Regions from separate parts of the Mus musculus genome. Here region 1 is linked to region 2. A link is a loop called in an ENCODE intact Hi-C map of the cell type or tissue named here. Cell type or tissue: heart. All regions are shown on one strand. Each heading gives the region's core, and the rest is flanking DNA. Links, peaks and the distances in the headings are about the cores only.

Region 1 (2,910 bases), core at 324-2,823, 220 kb after region 2:
GGGATCTGACTTCTCAGACACCTGCATTCACTTGCACATACCCTAACAAAGAAATGTGCATAGTATTAAAAACAAAATGGATCTTAAAAAAAAAAACACATATAGAACACAGAGTCCAATTACACTTCACTTCTTATCAGTTTCTAAAGTCCCAGAAAGGCTTTCATGAGAAATATTCTCATGAAAACAATACTGGCAAGCCTTCCCCCAGTGCTGAGCACAAATGATAAGTTCACCTTTAGTGAAACTCATTAAGGCAGTAATTTGCTTATCAAGGTTATTTTCTAATCTACTCAAAGACATATTCCAAAGTATAGGAAAATTTACATCTAGTTGGGTTTTTTTGAGCAAGAAATTGTTATTTGATAATCACTTTTACCACTGAAAACAGCACTTCCTAGAAAAATAGCTTAAAACCCATCCTTATTTGCAATGTCCTTAAACACCAGGTAAACTGAGCTGCTCTCCTGAAATAATTCAAGTTCCAGAGCGTTTACAAACTGTGTAACCTTGAGCAAGTGGGAAGCTTCTCTGGACGTTCACTTCTTCCTCTTGAAGACCCAGCCATTCTGAGCCTTTATGGAACACAACATAGCAAACACTTCCAACTTGTCTGACCTTTGCTGGTTCATGGTGGGCTTCCTACACACCTGTAAAGGACATCTCATCTTACGGGTGACAGGCCAGTATGATTAGCTGGCTGATGGGCATCTTGAACCGGAGCCTCATGCCCGTCTTGGTTCAACTATAGTTTGTCAACAACCCCCTCAACTCCAGCTTCACCAAATGAAAGGTTATTCCCCTGCAGTTAACATATCCCCCAAGATTCCTGTCCTGGATTCCAAAATGCTAGCCCAACTTCCTGTCTTCTGCTTTGTGCACTCTTCTCAGAGTCCTCTGTCTCTGAATCTAACTTCCTTTTCCAGGCTTACATGGGTCTCCAAGTCTCCACCCTCCAGAGCATTCCTAGATCTCCTTCACCTGACGCTAGACATCACCTTGGATTCCATATGTCTACCTGGATCTGCCATTGCCTCTCCATTTCATTCAAGAGACCACTACCCAAAATCTCCAGTCTCAAACACAGAAAAGACTCCTAGAGAGTGCAATTGTAAATTTGGCACCTGTGGAATGTCATGTTGACTAAAGGGGACTCTACAGGGAACACTACCTACCTACAGAGGAAGCTTAAATAAAGGAAATACTGGTATGAGAGAGACAAGAGGCAAGTACTCAAGGGCCAATGCTCTTCAGAATCCCCGGCCCCAGCCTGAAGACTAAAGCTGAAGACCCCTCTTGGCCCGATGCCCATACGGCCAGCCTGATTTCCTAACACCTCGCCCTGGTCCCTCAAGGGAAATCGAAGTTCTTCCAGGAGATCTGGCAGCGACTTCACCATCAGCCAAGAAGGCCCTGAGCAGATTTCCCTGTTTACCTCCCCTGGGGGCAGACACCGGTCATAGCGAGCGGCTATTTGAGGTCTAGTGACAGCTGTGTTCCATTGTAACTCATTGGCATTCGGCCGTCTCAGGGTGGGCCTAGCCTCCTCACCAAGGTCGCCTAGTAGTCCCGGGGTCGGGACTCCCAGGCCAGGCCTCCAGGAGACGCTGTTCTCCGCAGCCTGCCCACCCTAGAGGGATCCTGGCTCTCAGGCAGGGAATAAAGGTCGGTGTCGGTGGCCTCTCTGACTGCACCACCTCTGACCCCACCTTGGCTACCCCGAGTCCCGGACCACCGATGATCTTCCAAAGCCGCAGGGAGAATGAACTCTGGCGGCAAGGTCCAGCCCTTCCTCCGGCCTCCAGAGTCCAGCCTGCGTGGTCATTTCGGCCTGTCCCGCCGCACCCCCGTACTCCCCGTCCTGTGCCTACATCCCCCACAGCCCGCCGCTCCAAGGGACAGAAGACAGAGGACAGCCTAGAAGACGAACCAGTCGGCAGCACGCTCACCTCTTAGCCAGTGCCTCCACGGACCCGTACCCTGGCCCAGGCCAGCAGGGACAGCGGACCGCAGGGTCCGCGGATTGGTCGCCACGAGCGCGCCCCGCCCCCTAGTGGGCTCCGCCCCCCGTAGGCTAGGAAGGCGCTGCGCGCGCACCTCCAGCTGCAAAGGCGGTTCCGGCCGTTGGTTACGTGATCTTACGTGAGTTTGAGCAGGGCCCCTAGCTAGCAGATCCCGGATTTACCACCAGCGTCTATCCAAGGCCGCGCCTGCGCAGAACACCGCAGTGGTTGGGGGCAGAGCTATTTGACAAAGTTGGGACAAGCTCCAGCTGCGCAGCTAGGCATTGGTCAGCAGGTTGCTGGAAGCAGGATTTTTCTAGCCTTCCGGGGTGCCTCGGTGGGTCAAGTCTTGGCGTAGGGCACGGCCGGGGTGGGATGGGAAGGCTGGCGCAGCTTTGTATTTCTTGAATCATTCCGCTTTAAATCCCACTCATGATCTTAATTAAAACCTGGTCATTAGAAAATCCTGCCTGACACTTCCAGTTCCCGGTAAATGTTGATCATGCTTCCACCTACTGCTAAAGCTTTACGAAGTCGCCTCCCTACTGCCACCAGCCAGCTAGACCTCTTCTTGCTGAGAATAGAATGTCTCTGGTCACTTCTTTCGTTGAACATTTAGTTTAGCGAAACAGTGCTTTTTCCTCCCTTTAAAATATATCTAATCCTCTAGAAAACTAACTGGCCTCTGTCTTAATACAGACCGTGTCTTTCTCTAGGGTGGAAGCCGGCTATTTCAAGTAGAAATGCCCACGAGATTGATAGCTCCTTCAACTTCCCAAATGCCTTGTTCTTTTAACTAGCTCCTGCTGCAAAGAGGCGATCTAGCCACTGAATTAAGCCAATTACCTGAAATAAAAGTTCTTACAAGGTGAAGTTAGTTTAAACTATGACTTCAATAGATATTGAT
Region 2 (2,910 bases), core at 300-2,799:
CTCTCTGTATCCTTTTCATTAGTTTGTTTATGGAGTTTTCTATCTGTTGATTATCTCAAAGGACCAACTCTTAGTTTTATTAATTCTTTGTACTGCTCTCTTAGTGTCTAATTTATTGAATTCAGTCCAGAGTTTGTTTATTTCCCTGCAATCTACTTCTCTTGGATGTGTTTGTTTCTTGCTGTTCTACACCTTTCAGGTGTGCTATTAAGTTGCTATCTTGAGACCTCTTCAATTTATTTAGGAAGGTGGTTGATGCTCATAATGTGCTTCTTAATACAGCTTTCATTATGTCCCATAAGTGTGAGTATGTTTTCCCTTCATTTTCATAAAGTCCTACAAAGAACACAATTTTTATAGACCTTAAAAGAACAATTCTCAAATTCATATGGAAAACTAATGAACCCAGGGATAGCCAAAGAATCCCGAACAATAAAAGAACTTCAGGAGGAATCACCACCCATGACATCAAGATGTGCTACAGAGAAATAGTGATAAAAAAATACATGGTATTGGTACAGACACAGACACATTGATCAATGGAATCAAATCAAAGACTCAGACATAAAATAGACATTTGATTTTTGATAAAGAAGCCAAAACCATACAAAGGAGAAAACAAAACATCTTCAACAAATGGTGCTAGTCTAACAGGATGTCTGCATGTAGAAGAATGAAAATAGATTTTAACTTTAGCCACTGAATCAAAATGGCAGTTTTAACACATTTTTATTAGAGTCATTATAGCCTGGCTGGATGCTGTCATGAGATAATACTATATCAGGTTCACGTGGAAAGAATTCAACCACTCTGGGAAAGTCTCTGGCGCACTCACAAGGGCATGTTCATCGTATAAGTACATATTCGCTGAGATGTGTATTGAACGTCCATCATCTTTCAGGGTCTGCGCTAGAAATAGACTCATTATAGGAATGAGATGAGCAAATCGTGGTCTTCACGGGGCTTAGAACCAAATACTATCCAACAGAGAAAAGAACTATCAGGAAATGTAATTTGGGACGATGACATTTAATCTAATCTGAAGGAAGATAAAGAACTAGATATGAAAACGCAAAGAGAGAAGTGGATTTGGGGAAAGAACCACACATGCAGAACCTTAAGGGGGGGAAACCCTACCCATCCTGAGCTGAGTCTTAGTGCTGGGCCGCATCCTGCACCTGGTGATAATGACCACAAGAGGGCAGACTTGGACCACTGGTGATTTTTCTGCTCCTGGCACTCCCAGTCAGCCCCAATTCGCACTGGGGGTGGCTTCTGGGGTAGACTCGGTGTCCTCAGTGAGAGACAGAACACCTAACATAAATGAGCGCTGTCCTGCGCCTTGGGGAACCCCACACCACACACTATCCTGGCTGCTGTGGACTACCTAGTGACACTGGGCATTGACCAAAGGTGACAGCAGATGGCAGCAGCTTCCTTTTCTACAGCACCAGTCTCTATTTTCCCAATTTTAGCTGAAAGTCTTAAAACTATATTACCCAGAATGAAGATAGGGGTGAAAAAATGGGCCTCAGTGAGAAGAACTCACAACAGGTGATATGTGATATGTGAAACCCTAAGCTTGGATGATTTCTGACCTCTCCTCCTCGCTCCGTCTTTATCTCACATCTCTGCTTTCTCAACTCTTGTCTTTATGTCTTCTTAGGACCACTGGCGTGAGTATAATCAATTTTCTTCCTTCCAGTATATGATCAATCTGGGATGGAGTCAGGTTATATAGTTAGGGCCAAAACTAAGGTTCATCATACACACATTCTCATTCAGCTCAAGTTCATGTTTTGTTTTAGTTTGGCTTTTTTCTGGACTGGGATCCTATCTCCCTTAATTCTGCCTGTCCATGATGTTTTCTGTCTGAAAATACCCTGTCTACAATTCCTTTTCTCCTGGCCCATGCAGCCAGGGGAAAGCTTCCTTTTCTCCATGTGCTAGAGCATTTGTATGCTCCCTCCTGGCATTCTGGGTCCCCACTTTGGATCTTCCTTATTCTTGGGCTGCACTTTACAAAGCTCATCAAAATAACAGTAAACAAAAACCTAGCTATCCGTGGTGGTTATGTTAGCAATGACTTTCACACTCAAGAGCTGATTTATCACAATGCTGGAGCCTTACATGCAATCACAGGGAGCCTTACATGCAAATTAAACCTTGCTTCTGATCCAGTCACAGCAGGCCCTCTATTAGACGGCCAGGGAAAGTGCTTCCCTCTGGTATAGGCAAGAATAGCTGTGGTGTCTCCCAGTGTTCACTAGTTTGTGACAGTAAAACCTCAGATACAAAACTATTTCAGATACTCTGGCTGAGGCTGCACCTTCAGCATTCAAAGAGATCAGCTGTGGTGGCTGTATACTTACTTAGCTCAGTGAAGCTTCAATGCATTCAAAGTGGTCTGCAGACAGTGTCAGACAGACATCTGGCTCTGAAATGGAAGTGCTTCCAATCAAGGATTGGCAGTAAGAAGCCAATAACTACTAATAAAGGTGTCGAGTTGCTCCATTCCCCACTGTCTTTACTTATGTACAAAAGAAAAGTCCTGCTAACAAGAACTTGACAAACTTAGGATTTAAGACAATTTGTGCAGTACTAGCAGAATGAGTAACACCTACTCAGTACCCCTGAAAAAAAGTGGGTCTCCCTTCATCTACCTCAATACTACCAAAGTAATTCGCATATTCAATGGAATCCTTCAATATAATGACACTCTGGAAAGCAATTCCTAAACTTCCTATGAAGGAAGGCACAAAAAACTATGAGCAGTCAAACCTTCCTCAACAAAAAGCACAAAAGTAGGTCATCAACCATACCTGTCTTCTATTAGGTCCAAAGTAGGCCACCCAACATGGCAGTCCTGATGAAAGTGTCCTAAACAGAAGTATGGCTTCTCCACAAAAA

The links. Peaks named below come from ENCODE experiments on the same cell type or tissue, not always from the same donor. Only the 100,000 strongest peaks of a DNase experiment are listed, where the experiment ranks them.
Region 1: it touches region 2 in a loop (4-fold over the local background); 2 of 42 quality-filtered maps call a loop at or near these places.

What each region holds. Positions count from the first base shown.
Region 1 is chr2:148,680,255-148,683,164 of GRCm38, reverse strand. It overlaps Gzf1 (GDNF-inducible zinc finger protein 1), which reads right to left and starts at 2,045. Exons shown (of 6, transcript NM_028986.3): 1 at 1,950-2,045. Gm46771 (a long non-coding RNA gene) reads left to right here and starts at 2,221. Exons shown (of 2, transcript XR_001783505.2): 1 at 2,221-2,340; 2 at 2,720-2,887. In heart, for the core only: a CTCF peak has its summit at 1,585; DNase peaks (open chromatin) are centred at 1,514 and 2,114; H3K4me3 peaks cover 2,161 bases; H3K27ac peaks cover 1,682 bases.
Region 2 is chr2:148,900,870-148,903,779 of GRCm38, reverse strand. No RefSeq gene overlaps it. Among named protein-coding and RNA genes, the nearest start is that of Cst3, 27 kb to the right of the region's middle. In heart, for the core only: a CTCF peak has its summit at 1,305; a DNase peak (open chromatin) is centred at 1,259; H3K27ac peaks cover 277 bases.